Regions from separate parts of the Homo sapiens genome. Here regions 2 and 3 are each linked to region 1. A link is an interaction called in ENCODE POLR2A ChIA-PET data of the cell type or tissue named here. Cell type or tissue: MCF 10A. All regions are shown on one strand. Links, peaks and the distances in the headings refer to the core of each region. The heading gives the core; the rest is flanking DNA.

Region 1 (5,130 bases), core at 619-4,618:
AGAGAGTAGGAACTAGGTGCAGAACCTTGTTGAATAGAATTGTTTAGCATCGTCCATTTGTTAGAGCATTTCAGGATGCCTGTCCTAAAATTTGGTATCATAATGGTATTTACCTCTCACTCACCTCCATCTCAGCCCAGTAATTAATAACAAGGGACTTGCTTCTTCACCTGTTTCTTTATTGGTTGTAGGAAGTCTTTTCCTTACCACAGAGGAAGGAGCTTCTGGATCCCTTTGCTACGTCCAGAGAGTTTTCATCTAATCTGGGTGTATTAGTCCATTTTCACACTGCTGATAAAGACATACTCAAGACTGGGCAATTTACAAAAGAAAGAAGTTTATTGGACTCACAGTTTCATGTGACTGGAGAGGCCTCAAAATCATGGCGGAAAGTGAAAGGTACATCTCACATGGCAGCAGCCAAGAGAAGAAGAGCTTGTGCAGGGAAACTTCCATTTTAAAAACCATCAGATCTTGTGAGACATATTAACTAATAACAGCAAGGGAAAAACCCACCCCATGATTCAGTTAGCTCCCGGCGGGTCCCTCCCACAACATGTGGGAATTATAGGAGCTACAAGATGAGATTTGGGTGGGGACACAGAGCCAAACCATATCACTGTGTAAAAGTTGAATAAAGTTATTTAGGAGCACATTGTATTGGGAGTTTGTTTGTTTGTTGAAGAGCCAAGTAAAGTCATTGGAAGCATGGGAAACTTTTTTCCCTGTCTAAAAGGAACTCCTTCCTAGTGGAAGTTGAAAGCTTTCTTGGCAGCCTCAGCCCCCACCCTACCTCCACCACCCCAGTGGGTACCTGCATCCTGAAGACCCTTCACAATAGCATCTGAACTATACTGGGCCTTCAAATGATGTCTTGGGTAAACCCATGTCCAACCTGCACTAAATGAAGATTATTTTCGAGCGAATGGATTGAAGAACAGTGCTGAAAAACTAGAATTTGTAATATTTTCATTTGAGCAGAGGTGAAATTTGAAATATTTTAGAATCTTGTCTTATGATTTTTTTTCTTTCTTTGCCACATAGCCCTCCCCTGGAAATTAAATCTGTGGATTACTAGTATATGAACTGATCAGAGACATGGCTTGGGGTCTCCCCATTTACCCACTTCCCAGCACGTTATAATCCACTGGACACCTCCAAGGATGAGAGACCAGCGGGTCATAATGCGAGACTGGACATCTCTCCTACCCCATGTACACTTCAGCTGAGCAGGCAGAATTAGCAGAGTCAGGACTAGAAGTTCAGTCTAGGGATCAAATAATAATAGTAGCTAATGTTTAAAGAGTACCTAAGATCCGCCAGGAGACATACTCAGTATAGTTCCGTGGTTTGCCACATTTCATCTTATACCAGTAGCACAGGTGAAATTTGTCTTATGTGTATACTGAGGAAAACAAGTCCCTCTGATACACAGCAGCCAATAAATGACAAAGCTGGGATAGAAACTTACTTCATTCTAACCCGAGAGTCCCTGTTCTTGCATGGGCACAGCCTGCCATCCCCATGCTCTGCCTCCTAAGCAGAGGATGAACTTAAGCATCTTAAAATTTTAAACATTGACTTTCCCTAAAACCAATTAAAAAAAAAAACAAAACAGACAGACAGACATGACTTGTGCCCTTAAAAATGCAGCCAGGCTGGCATATAAATGGGCGTAGGCTGTTTCTAAATTTTTTGCTTTAAATTTTGCCAGCATAGCTTCTGGACTGGTAGTTTTGTTTGCTTTTTAATATATTTTTGACACTGTGTACAGAGGAATGCTACCTCGCGTCATCATGTCCTCCTCCCTGAAGGCAAGCCAAGGATGTCAAGGGGCCACTTCAGGGGATGTGCACCCTGAAGGTAAAGCTGCTCCAGTGGGAGGGGTTGGGGTAAATGACAATGTTAGCAGCTGGTAAATTTTTTTACATGGGATATCTCACAAGACTTATTGATGCATGTTATACGTAATAACCTGAGGCACATCAACATTTTCCACTTTTTCCTATTCTTTCTGTATTTTCACTGATACTTTTTTTCAAAAAAATCTCCAATAAGTTTAGGATCAGCTTCAAGATTTCTCTTTAGGTAAATAGATTTGTATTTTTGATGGCCATCCTAGTCCAGTGTAAAGATATGGACAAGAAACCCCACATAAAGGAAGCAAGATCGCTGGCTGCTTTCTCTAGGTAGCTTGAGTTGTATACTAATTTGTAGATTATTTCTCTTCATCGAAAAAACAAAACATTCTGCAGAGGGCAGTCATGTGTCCGCTGTGCCTCTGCTCCTGTGTGCACCATAAAACTTGAAAGTGAGCCAGAATTTGAAAATATCGGATTGGGATGTGATTTCTTTAAGCCTCTGGCTAATTTAATATAAAGTGTTTACACTTCATTTTTCTGGCAGTGGATTTTCTATGTAGGTGGTGGAAGATTTCCTGTAAGTTTTGCAAGTTCCAGGGCAAAGAGAGTTGCAATATGCAATATCTTTCTGTGGTCACACCAACAGAAAGGGCGATTTCTTAACCTGCTGCAGTTACCATGTGTGTAGGTGGATGCTGGCTATTACAGATGGTATCCTTTCAACCCTCAAAATTGTTGCAAGTTCACAGGTATGTTAATGAAAATGAATAAGTGGCATTTTTAGGAATTCCAAATACTGAGTCTTGGAAGTAGATAATCTTTTCCCTAAATGTATGCTCCGGTCAGAACTGCTGCCTACCACACCTCGTGGGTGAAACAGATATTTCGAGCATGACTGAGCTTATTAAGAGCCCTGCGGCGCTTCCTCTGCCGGGGGTTTAGAAATTTCAAAGGATGGGGGTTGAGGGAGGGAGGAGTTATGGGCATGTGATGTGGACAGGGCGGGCAGGAGGATGGAAGTAACAGGTCCAAAATGTATCTTTGGTGGCCCGGCAGAGCTCTTGCATGGGGTGAGAATGGTAATTTAGGAAGAGCAAGTCTTCCCATCTGTGAAGCAGAAGAAAAAAGTGGACTTAAGGAGAAGTTCGGGTGCTGTTTATTTAGATAGGAGTAAGGAGAGTGCAGTTGGGGAAAAGCACTTCAGAGGCTTTACTTAGACTAGCAGAAGTCTGTTTGGCAGGGTGGGAAGCAAGTGCAGTTGGGAGAAAAACGTTTTCAATAGGCAGTTTCAGAATTGGAAATTGGAGGAGGGCAGTCCATTTCAACATTTCCAACAGTATTAAAGAAAATTTGCGGGTTGTTTGTCAAAAGGGGTCATATGCTTTAAAGATTGAGAGATCTTTTCGGTGAAGTAGGGGAGCTGGGGACATCGTGATGTGACAAGAGCCGTGGGCTCAGAGGCTGGGGACCTGGGTGTTTAACCCAACTCTTGTGAGTGGTGTGGCTTTCATAGCTTTGGTTCTCTGGTCTTCACTTTATCTGCCAAGTGAAGACATTTGACTGGATGTCGTGATCTTGAGTTGCTTTCAGCTCCAGAATTCGAAGACCCCTTCCATTGGGCATTCATCTAATTTCAAAGATGCTCCCTGGCTCCAGCTCTGCAGTGAAGCAGAACAAACTGATACAGCCTAGCTTGGGGGTGGGGAGTCGGCCCTCCTTTTCCCCTCCCTTCCCAGGTCCTCTGGGTGATTGGGGGAAACTGAGAAGCCGTTCTCTTCTCCAGAGCACTCCATTTAACAAGCATTGCAGAGCCTGGCTCGTGCTGCAGTGAACAAATGCTGACTTCAGCCTTTACCCTGGGTTTCAGGTCACACTGATTGTTTGCAAAACATGTTCTTTTTTTGTCACTTGCCAGTACTTGTTCTCTGTGAGTAAAACACAAACACATCCTCAGGGATGTTGCACACCAGTTTGCAGCCTGCAGCTTCTGCCCTCTGGCCTGCCCAGGTCCTCGGCTCCGGGACGAGGATGCTCCGGGATTTCGGGAGACAGCAGTTGTTTTGACATGAATCTCAAAGTTCCTACAAAGCTTATTTCTTTGAAGAAGGCCAAAAAAAAAAATGAAACATTTTCAGATCTTTGTTTTCAGATTATTCAAGTCCAGAATGTTGGATAAGATTTTTGAAGAAGAGATTTATGCTTGAGATTCCTTTTAGTTTCTTTCTTTCTTTTCTTTTCTTTTCTTTTTTTTTTTTTTTTAGGTGACTTGGCCAGTTTGGGTTTTTACGGTGTTCAGGGAAAGGGTTAAGAAGTTAATTTGGGAAGTACAGTCATGTGTTGTACAAGTTGCTGTCTACTGATCCCTTCATTGAGCAAGTAAACTTCACACATTCTCGTGTCTGCAAAGCATGTGGATGCATGGGCAGTTATGTGTATGAACTTTTTTTTTTTTTGAGAATGGCTTTAGTGTTCAGACCAAGGATGGAATGAAAGATCACGTGTGCTTTCCACTGTAGAGCTGCCCTGCTTGTTTTGATTTTATAGTTATTCTAAGTGTTAAGTTCCTTCATCTTTCAAAGCAAATTCCTTTGATCCCTGAAAATCAGCTAATGTTTGGGAGGCAATTAAAAGATGAGGCTGTGGGGTTGGGGTGAAGGCTTCCCCAGCAGGAAGAGAGGAGAAGCCCACTGGATCTGGGAGCACGGTGCTAGGACTCTCTAAGCGTGACCTCCTTCAGTTTGGCCCAGAGTGGTCAGATAGTTTGCCGGGGCATAGGATGGATGACAGGCCTCATACGCATCACGTCTGAAGGGAAAGCCCTTGAATTTTCCACGCTACTTTTTAGTAACAGTAGGCTTTGTCATAATTGGCTTCATGTTCCAGCTTTCCTAAAACTGTAAGTGATGTTGGGTGGGCCAGCAGCAAAATAATTCACTTTACAATTTGCATGATAGTCTGGAATGAACCGAATACCTAAAACCAGGAAATAATAGTAGATATTTAATGGTTTGGGGATCAAATAAGAATTTACTCCCAGATGTTTCCTAATTAATTGGAAAAAGCAGAAGGTTGCTGGAAGGCCATCTCCATTGGGCATTTACAGGTGAAATTCACTCTTCAACTAGGATTTTACTCATGGGATGCCTGTGTTCTTCATTTGAACCCAATTTTACCTATCATCTACAAAAAAAGAAAACTATTAAGAGTTAAAAAAAAAAAAAGAGAGAGAGAGTCTTGAACTTTGAAATCCTTCATCCACGTTTTATAA
Region 2 (5,130 bases), core at 754-4,753, 220 kb before region 1:
GGTGCTGAGTCCAGGGGATGAGCTCTTCTCAATTGTACTAAATATATAATAGTTGCACACATGTTACGGATATAGTTTCTTGATTTCCAGTCTGAGATGTTCTGAAGGAAAATTCTGAACACTTTAGAGACAACAAAGTGCCTAATGAGTGATGCACTCTGATCCCTCCTGGAAAATGGTGTTTGGCATCAGCTTAGCAAGAGGAGGTTTTCCAGTTATTTGTAAAGATGTGATGTGGCTTTAAGTGGGGATGGGGGAGGGTAGCAGCCCCAGTGTTTGTGGACATTGAGACCTGTTGACATTTGGGAAGCATAACTGAGTTCCACTATTTGAAAAGATTAAAACTTTGATATATGTACACATCCCCTCATGCCTGCACCCCCATCCCCGAGGGTCTGGAAAAGAATTGATTTGTTCTGAGGAAGGAACATATATTTGGAATATAAAATGGTTAGTAAACAAAGGATCTTTAAAACAAGTTAGATTGTTATCTCAAGAGAAGCATACTTCCTCGGCATGATGTTTTCTTTTGTTAAATTGCTTTGGTTTTATTTGACTCAAAGTATTAACAATACCTTTGATTTTGAGACTTTTGGACTTTTGAAGACTAAGTTTTTAAATGGTCAATTTTACTCGTTTGAAAGTCCCAGATACCATTTTTGAAGATTTCTCTCCCTTTTTTTCCACTGATGCCGGCTTTACTTATGTTTTATTTTCAAATCTTAAGGAAAAACTGATATTTCCTTACTTGAACTGAGAAATAGTCGTTTTCCCTCCCTCTTTTCTTCCACAGTAAATACATGTTGAGTACTTACTGGATGCAGTTCTTTAGGTTTAGAAATTATTTGATACTGTAAAATGTCTTACCATAAGTTTTTAAAGATACCCGTCAAACTATAGATGTTACTGCCATGTTTATTAAAAAAAAAAATAAAACGAAACAAACTAGTAAGCAAGCTTAAAATTTTTCTTTTTCCTGCCCTGGACTACAGATTTTTTTTTCTTTTTTTTTTTTGAGACAGGGTCTCTGGTCACCTAGGCTGGAATGCAGTGGTGTGATCACGGCTTGATTCTGCCTTGACCTCCCAGGCTCCAGTGATCCTCCCAAGTAGGTGGGACTACAGGCACACACCACCATGCCTGGCTAATTTTTTGTATTTTTAGTACAGACGAGGTTTTGCTATGTTGCTCAGGTTGGACTCAAGCGATCCACTCACCTCGGCCTCCCGGAGGGCTGGGATCACAGGTGCGAGCCACCGCCCCCAGCCTACAAGAATTTGTAAACTCATAGATTGCTCTTCTGTTTTCACTGGACCACAACAGAAAGTAGTTTCTTTTATGGTGAGGGATGAACACCTACGATTGCAATATAAGTTGTTGGGCCTTGTGTCCATGGAGCTCACTTGGTGGTTGGTGGTCTTGAAGCATTCACATTCTTTGGAGTAGTGGGGCGGCTGGCTAGTCACATGGGGAAGATGTGCACACCTGTGGATGGGGCCATCACACACTGCAGCGATAGCTGGGCCTACCTTACTGCTCACCTGGCTGGGCACAGCGGCTCCTGCCTGTAACCCCAGCACTTTGGGAGGCCAAGGTGGGCAGATCACTTGAGGTCAGAAGTTCAAGACCAGCCTGGCCAACATGGTGCACCCCCTTTCTACTAAAAATACCAGAATTAACCGGGCGTGGTGGCCCGTGCCTATAATCCCAGCTACGTGAGAGGCTGAGGCAGGAGAATTGCTGAAACCCAGGAGGCAGAGGTTGCAGTGAGCCAAGATGATGCCACTGCACTCCAGCCTGGGTGACAGAGCGAGACTCCATCACACACACAAAATACATATATAAAAATAAATTGCTCACCTGGTAATAGTCTGGAAAACATTTTTTTTTTGTTTTTTTGCATATTTTAAAGACTTTAGAAAGTAGTCTTGCTAATCCAGAAAGTTCTTGCGGGGAGGAGTTTGAAACTTTGTTTTATCTCACTCCTCAGTCTTAGCCCCCTTAATACCATAGGTCTCTACTTCAGTAAGAGTTACATAATACGAATGCCGTTTGTTCAGAATTGTGTATCTCCATCCATCCGTCCATCGTCCAAATTCTGCGAGTTTGAAATACATTGTTGTTGCTGTTTTGTATACTTTTGTTCAACCATTTTCTTTTTAACATGGCACTAGCTTTCTCAAACTGGCTTTGGAATTATTTGTCAGTTTAAAAATAAATACCACTTTAAAAATTACTCTTGACATGGGAGAACAAATATATTTTGATAGTTGTTAGAGCATAAATATTTTATAGAGCATAACTTGAAATTTTTCCTGATACATTGTGATTGCTTTCAGCTTGTCCTCTGCTGTAAAAAATATAGTCGTGGTTAGTCTCTGTAAAGTTGGTTATTGGGAATATGTGCTTGATTACGTAAATGAGACATCACCAATTTAAGTCAGCCAAAGTTTAGTCAATAGAACTTTAAAGAACAGAAGTCTAATGGTAATTAGGGAGAGATGAATTTATTTGTAGGAGTTTTCCCCAAATTCAAAGCGTCTTAGTGACCTTTGATAACTTCCTGGAAAAAGTAGGAAGCATGGAGAGAAATTCCAGGTAGGAGCCCATGATCCAATTGACTGCATCAGCTTACAAAGTGTTTTCTAAGTCATTAGCTATTAATTCTGTCTAGATTGTAAAATCCCTCTCAGTTGTGTCCACATTTATCTGTGTTGTCCTGTATTTATTCTCTTTACCTAATTTCCCTGAGTCTCATTTTAGTGGGATAATACACAAGCTTACAGACTCAGGACTTTAAAGAGAAGCACAGATTGCCACGAAAACAAATGAACACAGAGACCAGTAGCAGCAGAGGGAGATCTGCTGTGAGGCTTCCCTTAGTTCTGTTGTCTGATTTCTGTGGATAATGAGTTCACTGCATATGTTAGGTCACAACATGATATCGTGTAGTCGTAGGTACAGAACTTTTGTTATGGTAGCCTTTCTTCGTCAGGTGATACAATTGGGATTTTCTTTCTCACATGCACCTCAGTAAAATTTTCAGCAACAGAGATTGGCTCAGGATGGAATTTGTTCAGTTTCAGTTCTGCAGCCTGTCCTTTTCTGGGGAGACTCATTAATTGAATGTTGCCTTTCGATCTCACTGAGTCACTTGAAATCGCTCAGATTGACCCCTATTCCGGGATCCAGCCTGGTCCAGTGCAGACCTGCATTGACTCTGACTACATGCTGAGTTGGCCTCTGAACCAGTTCCTGTACCATTCCCTTAGTCTGATGGACTTGCCAGCTCCAAATACTCAGAACGTGCCTCTTGTGGTCCTAGGATCAAGTCCAGGGTCCTTAGAATCAAGTAATGAAACAGGTCCTTAGTAATCCTGTGCTGTAGGGATCCACTGTTAGTTCCTGGTACTCCCCAGCATCTGTGCATTAGCTTGATGGAAAGGAAGCTGTGTTATGCCTGTCTTCAAGTTTTTGCTTCTGCTGTTTCCATAGCTGAGAATGTTTTTCCTCTTCACTACTCTGCTACTTCTCCTTCCATCCTCAATACTGAATAGCAGAAAGTGCCGCTTAAGAACACAGGAAGGTCACCATAGCTTTAGTTTCTCCTTAGCTGCCAATTAGTTCTTTGGTCCTAAAGTTATTAACTTTTCTGAGTCTTGATAGAAATGCGGAGACTTAAAAATATTTGGGGGAGACATTTCTCCTTTTCTCACTAAACAACAGAATGAAAACCTTTTCTAACAGGTTTAGAAAACCAAAGTCAGAAAAATTGTGAGGAAATAGAATAGGTTTTTTAAATTGAAATAATTTCCAAGTTCCAGGTGGATCTGTAAAATAGGGACAAGATCATAACTTTCAAAAGGCAGCACGCTAAGTCAGGTGATTCCTTTCCCCCATATGCCTTTTCTGTGGTTTGAATAGGTCAGAGATGCCATCTTTACATTTCCAAGTCAAATTCCTCTTCCTTCTTGAAGGTTTTTGGGATTTCCCTAACTTGTATAGATCTACTTTCCCATTACTCCTTTTGAGTTCATAACCCACGGTTTTGCTGGTTGACAGTGATTTGTCTTGTTCCTTGCTTGTAATTTTATTAGGACCATGGAGCCAAAGTGGCTGGTTTGAATCTCAGCTCTTCAGTAGCTAAGCTCTCAGGCAAATAATTTAATCTTCTTGTGCCTCAGTTTCCTCATCTGTGAAATTATAATTTTAATAGAATCTACTTTAAACATTCATAGAAATCAAATTCGTACACATGTCAAGTGCCTAGAATAGAACCTGGCACCTGGTATTAAGCCCTTGGACTTCAACTGCTACTGTTCTTAGGGTTGTGACATCCTCGAACAGAGATGTTCTTTGGATAGAAATATAAGGCTTACTTGATGTTTGATTGTCCTTGCCATTTAAATATGTTATAGAACCTGGCACATAGGTGCTCAATAAATGTATAATAAAACTTTATTTTGCTAAGGTGTTTATTAACAAGATGGCATGTTGCTTATTAAACAGTTGTGATTTTTTTTTTCAGTAAACGATGGTCATCCCCCTGCAGTTTGCCTTCCATTTCAGAGATCTGTTTATTACACTTTCTCCCTTAATATTGTCATTTGTCAATTTCTGCTCACACCTGAGAGGTGTCCAGTGTGCACTTTGCCCATCTCGCCTATGCATAGGCTCCATCTAGTGGCCAGAAGGGAAATTCAGCATATTAGGTGACTGAATTAATAGTGCCCCAAGGAGGAAGATAGCGATCCCAACCCACTCTCTGGCTTGCTTCCTGGGGACTGATTGCAAGAAAATGTGGATACTACAGACTTCTGTAGAAATCACTGGGCTACAGTTTTGGATTAAGGTTACTCTACTGTGTCAGTGCGAGCTGTCCTGAGAGAATTAGGGTCTTCCTAAGTGATGCAGACAGGCGCACTGCAACTCCATGGCAGAGCTGTTAACACCTAGTGTGTCTTTTACAGTTAGAGTTTTAAGATAATTTTACAGGACTTTAATAAATTTAAAGCTCCAAAATATTTGAGATTAGAGATTAAAAAAACACTACTGATTTCATTTGGAAAAATACAGCAAGATTTACCTTCCATTGCTCTATTTAAACAGGTAGTAACACTTTCATTCTCT
Region 3 (5,130 bases), core at 754-4,753, 190 kb before region 1:
CTGCCTGCAGTATTCAGTGCAGTAATGCACTACAGGTTTGCAGGTTGGTAGCCTAGGAGTAATAGGCTATACTGTATAGCCTAGGTGTGTAGTAGGCTATACCATTGAGGTGTAAGTATACTCTGATCACACAATGATGAAATCACCTAACTGTGCATTTCTTAGAATGCATCCCTGTCATTAAGTGATACGTAACTCTGCTTCTTTAAGCCTCTGTAGCACTTTGGTTATGTTAGGATTCTGTGTCTTTACAAGTCTGCTTTGCTGATCGATTGTGACATCTTGAGGGCGGCTGCACTACTTTCTGCCTGCACCTTGTTTCGCATGTCTACCTGGCGCATGACATACACCTCGTTGTTCAGTTCTTGCTTCTCTGCTTGTGTCTTTGCATTCACCACCAGCTATTCTGATAGTTATCAGGAGGTTTTCATTGATTGCAGTCTCGTGCAATGGGTGCAGGTAATGGGTAGCCTTATGGAGGAGAAAATGCTTACCTATTTGGGTTCATTCCAAGGAGTAGTTCAAGGATAAACCTCTAAGTTTGGGGAGTGCTGTAATTTGCTGGATATGTGAGCCATAGAAGACAGCTTGGATGGCATCTGATGCTTCCTGGCTGCAGGGATGGAGGCAGCAGACCCTCCTGCCTGGGGTGGTTGGTTGCCATCCCTGTCGGGGGCTCATGCTCCACCCTCAAGGCTATTCTTGGGGGAGTTGTGACATGGCTTTCATAAAAACTCAGTGGAATTTTACCCTGTGTATTAGTTAGTAAAGGTGAGTCTGGTTCAGTTGGTTTGAGTCAAAAAATCTGTTAATATCTCTGCTTTAGACCTGCATCAGGCTAATACTTGAATTTAGGGTCTGTCCCTGGTGTCATCTGAATTTTTGTTTGCTATGTGTGACCAAGGAGATGGTCACTCTTCAGGATGGGTGGGTGGAGGGGAGAAATGCTATGATTTCTGTTGGGTCATGTGAAATCAATTTGGAATGTGGATGGGGCCCTTACACTTTTTCTTTTGAGCTTAGTGATTTTCTGTGTAGGGTGGAGAGCGATTAGGAAGGAATTCACCACCCTTAGGTCCTCAGGCATAGGGTCTTCTAGGGGCAGGACTGATGAGTGAACAGCAGGGTGGATGGAGCAGAACCGTTGGAACCTTCAGGGCAGGACCTGCCACCATTATTTGGTCACAGGAAGTGTTCAGTGGTGAACTTGTTGGAAATGATTTTGAGTAACTTCCGTCTCCTAAATCATATTAGGACTCTTTGGTCTCCTATGGTTATCTGAGTTGTTTTCCAGGAGGAGCTGGGAAGGTACCAGGAGAAAGATGACTGTCCCTCTCATGTTTGCTGAGGGTGTTCCTGTAAGGTGAGCTAGTGTTCCTTTTAGGGCCCGTGGAGACCGACCTTCACATTGAAGAAGCATATCTGTGCTCCGAGATGTTTTCATGGGGAGAAGTGTCAGGTGTAATTATAAAAGGAGTCTTTCTCTTTAAATACTGTAGGCGATTTAGAAATAGTGGAGGTTTAATTGAAGAGCTTGTCTACGTTTTTACATTTTCCTTAGGCACAGAGAAACTAGTATCTTTCTCTGGGTTGCCTTTTTTTTTGGAGACAGAATCTTACTCTGTCATCCAGGCTGGAGTGCAGTGGCCTGATCTCGGCTCACTGCAGCCTCTGCCTTCCGAGTTCCAGCAATTCTCCTGCCTCAGCCTTCCAGGTAGCTGGGATTACAGGCACGTGCCACCATGCCTGGCTAATTTTTATATTTTTAGTAGAGATGGGGTTTCACCATGTTGGCCAGGCTGGTCTGGAACTCCTGATTAGGTGATCCACCCGCCTCTGCCTCCCAAAGTGCTAGGATTACAGGCATGAGCCACCACACCTGGCCTGGGTTGCTTTTTAAATTCATACCTACTGTCTTATTTGGGTCTCAAATGTGATCAGTGGTTATACTTTTCTTGCTATGCATTTAAGTTGGAGCAGGCTCCGGGGCACCACTTCCCTCCCTAGAGTTGATGAACCCCTCATATCAGTGACCTCCCCATGTCACAGTGTATCTCGTGTGCACTGCTAGATATTCTGATCACACAGTGCTGAGATTACTGGTTTCTCTCCCTTTCTCTTTCTGTGGTTATAGGGATTCTTTAAGGGCAGGCAACATGTTCTTTGTTTCCATAGGATCTGACAAAGTGCATGGCATAGGTAGGTGTTCATCAAAAGGGGTGGAATAGGGTTGATCTCAAGGGTTTTAAGAGAGATCTGACGAGTTTGGGTGTGTGACTTAAAAAGCAGATACAGCGCCTTTTCACGGATACACCTCCGTGATTCCTCAAGTGGTCTGGCTGTGTTTATTTTAGGATTCTAAAAGTAAAGTGTTCTGTTCTGAGTCTTTCACGATCTGATGTTCTCCAGTTCTGTGAGGTCTCCTCCTTTAGTCCCATCATTGGGGCTGTTTCTGCTCGGAAGGCCAGGAAGTTGCTGGAAGTCTGCTGGGCTTTGCAAAGGGACTTTTGCTTGTGTGGGCATTGCCCAGTTGTGTTACAACTTGTTTACAGCCGTTGGTTTTTAAGGGATGAGGTAATCTTAGCTCAGCTTAGTGTAATACACAACAGTTTTGTTTATTGAGAAAATCATTGTTGAAGTTTTTCAGATGTTAGAGATGTTATGAATTGCAATCAAGTCGGTATCCTCTTATATAAGTGCATCTGACAAGCCCATTTCACAACTACATCTCATCAGTCACAGTTGGATGGCAAGGTTTATTGTTTAAAGTTTTTGTTTTTTCTTTTTTAAGTTGGGAAAGGAAGACAGATGGTTTCAGAAGCCAAGAAAGGGCACAAAGGCGTGGATATTTGGAAATCGGGACATAATTCACCATTCTTCTTAATTTTTTCTGATCTCTAAGACACTGAGACAGCTGTTAATTGAATTGCTTGTTCACAGTATTTGAGACGTAATGAAATGTGAGTGTCCTAATCACCTGGCGGGCGTAGATCTTTGGGATCCTCCTGGAGGCTTAGTAGGGCTGCCCTGAGCAGTATTGTCTTCTCCAGCTGGGCCTCTGAGCTGTACCATGTGCCCGTGCTCAGCCTCAGTCCCTCCCTCAGCCAGTTGTTAAATCACTTTGGACGTGTGACAGCCTCAACATGTCACAGCTTTAAAAGTTCAGATTTTAAAAAGGTAAGGAAATGATCTCCTAGTGAGACAACTTCTGCCTAAAAAATAAAAGCTTCTAAGACATAAATTCTGTGTTATGAACAACTTGCAATTTTCATAGTTTTCAGTTTTAGCTCTGGCAGCCTCTGATAGATCTTAAATATGTTTATCACAGCTGGAAAAATGTTTTATTGTCATCTTTGTTTATCATAATATGCCACCTACTCTGGTTGTGTCTTACAACTGTAGCTCTGTGGGGTTTTTTTTGTTTGTTTTATGCTTGCTAATGGGGGAGGTGGGGGGTGTGGGCGGATGAATATAAATGATACCTAGAAATTGAAATTGGAAAAAAAAATGTATTCAGCCAGTACTCTTTCCAGGTTATAGCTAAACGTCAGTTGGCAACCTCTATGCTGTGGTTTATTGAGTAACACTTAATACTTAGCACAGCCCTCAGTGAAGATCTTTTATGGCCTTTTCTGAATGTTATACAAACATAACTAAAGCTTATCCAGATGAGGACAGGGACCTTTCTTTCCTTCCTTTTTAAATGGAGCAAAATTTGGCCACTGGGTTGCTGTGGATGAGAGAGTAGAAGGAGAAAGGCAGTCATCGGGAGACTGTGTGCTGAGAGAGCGCATGTGGGATTTGGCTTCAGGAAGTCTGGGCTTGCATTCTATCCAGCGCTAATATTTAGTGAGTGTGATTTGGGGCAAATTATTTCGTCTCCCTGAGCTTCAGAATGTTTGAAACTTTGTGAGGAGTCTGACCCCACACTGTAGGCTCCCTCCATGTATATATTTCTTCTTCCTTTTCCTTTTTTTTTTTTTTTTTTTTTTAAATTTTTGAGATAGTGTCTCGCTCTGTAACCCCAGTTGGAATGCAGTGGCATGGTCATGGCTTACTGCAGCCTCAACGTCCCAGGCTCAAGGGATCCTCCTGCCTCAGCCTCCTGAGTAGCTGGGGTCACAGATGTGTGCCATCACGCCTGGCTAATTTTTAACATTTTTTGTAGAGATGGGAGTCTCACTATGTTGCCCAGGCTGCACTCAAACTCCTGGACTCAAGCAGTCCTCTCCCTCCAGCCTCCCAAAGTTCTGGGATTACAGGCATGAGCCACCATGCCCGGCTGGAACTGTTGGCTTTGAAGAAGAATGATGCTGTGCTTGCCTTTGCAGTCCTGTCACCATACTTCCTGGAAAGTGGGTGGACACGCTGGATGGTAGATGTTGAGTTCTTTAGATGCCTGGATGCTTACATGCTTTGTGTGGGTTCTTACTGGGGCTGTAACTTACTAGAGGACAGACTCCAACTTCTGCTTACTTAGTCTGGGGAGGTTAATAATAATCTAGGGCACCCGCTTCCCAGTGGGTTTCCATCAGTCTCCTCCAGCCCACTCTACTCTCTGTTAGCCAGCTGGGCACCTCTTCCTCTGTGTCCCTTCGGTATCTTCCCAGTGGCTCTTTCCACGACTGGCTCAGACCATGTGTATATCTGCTCATTGTCTGTCCAGGGTCCCTCCAAAGATGCCTCTGTGGGCTGGGCCCCTGGTGGTGCTTCCTCCAGATAATTGTTGAAGATGGAACAGGAGTGTGCAAGAACACCAGCGTGCTTCCAGTATTCAGGTCTAGCGGCAGGTCCCAGGCATCAGCGGCTCACCACTCCACCGCAGGTAGCCTGATTGCCCAGCCTTGGAGCCGCAGCCTCCTTGGGTGGTGTGGCAGCTGTCAGTGTCTGAAACCATTTTGAACTTTAAAGGGTGGTGTCAGACAGCAGCTATTGAGGCTACTTAAAAGAATTTTTTTAAATGTACGAGTTCAGTGGCATTAAGTACATTCATATTGTTGTGCAACCATCACCACTGTCCATCTCCAGAACTTGTTCATCTTCCCAAACTGAAACTCCATGTCCATCAAACAACTCCCCATTGCCTTTTTCCCCAAGTCTTTGGCAACCGCCATTCCACTTTCTGTCTGT

Evidence for each region. Peaks named below come from ENCODE experiments on the same cell type or tissue, not always from the same donor. Only the 100,000 strongest peaks of a DNase experiment are listed, where the experiment ranks them.
Region 2: POLR2A ChIA-PET joins it to region 1 with 33 read pairs; 8 of 35 experiments call an interaction of 5 or more read pairs at or near these places.
Region 3: POLR2A ChIA-PET joins it to region 1 with 47 read pairs; 3 of 35 experiments call an interaction of 5 or more read pairs at or near these places.

The regions. Positions count from the first base shown.
Region 1 is chr15:98,871,245-98,876,374 of GRCh38, forward strand. The region is part of intron 2 of IGF1R (insulin like growth factor 1 receptor); the gene reads left to right. Among named protein-coding and RNA genes, the nearest start is that of MIR4714, 89 kb to the left of the region's middle. In MCF 10A, for the core only: no CTCF peak of the experiment used is centred there; DNase peaks (open chromatin) are centred at 2,427, 2,787 and 3,747.
Region 2 is chr15:98,654,725-98,659,854 of GRCh38, forward strand. The region is part of intron 1 of IGF1R (insulin like growth factor 1 receptor); the gene reads left to right. Among named protein-coding and RNA genes, the nearest start is that of IRAIN, 6.5 kb to the left of the region's middle. RefSeq lists a silencer at 4,436-4,730. In MCF 10A, for the core only: a CTCF peak has its summit at 4,677 (motif pointing left); DNase peaks (open chromatin) are centred at 3,197 and 4,687.
Region 3 is chr15:98,680,961-98,686,090 of GRCh38, forward strand. All of the region lies in intron 1 of IGF1R (insulin like growth factor 1 receptor), which reads left to right. Among named protein-coding and RNA genes, the nearest start is that of IRAIN, 33 kb to the left of the region's middle. In MCF 10A, for the core only: no CTCF peak of the experiment used is centred there; DNase peaks (open chromatin) are centred at 2,521 and 3,581.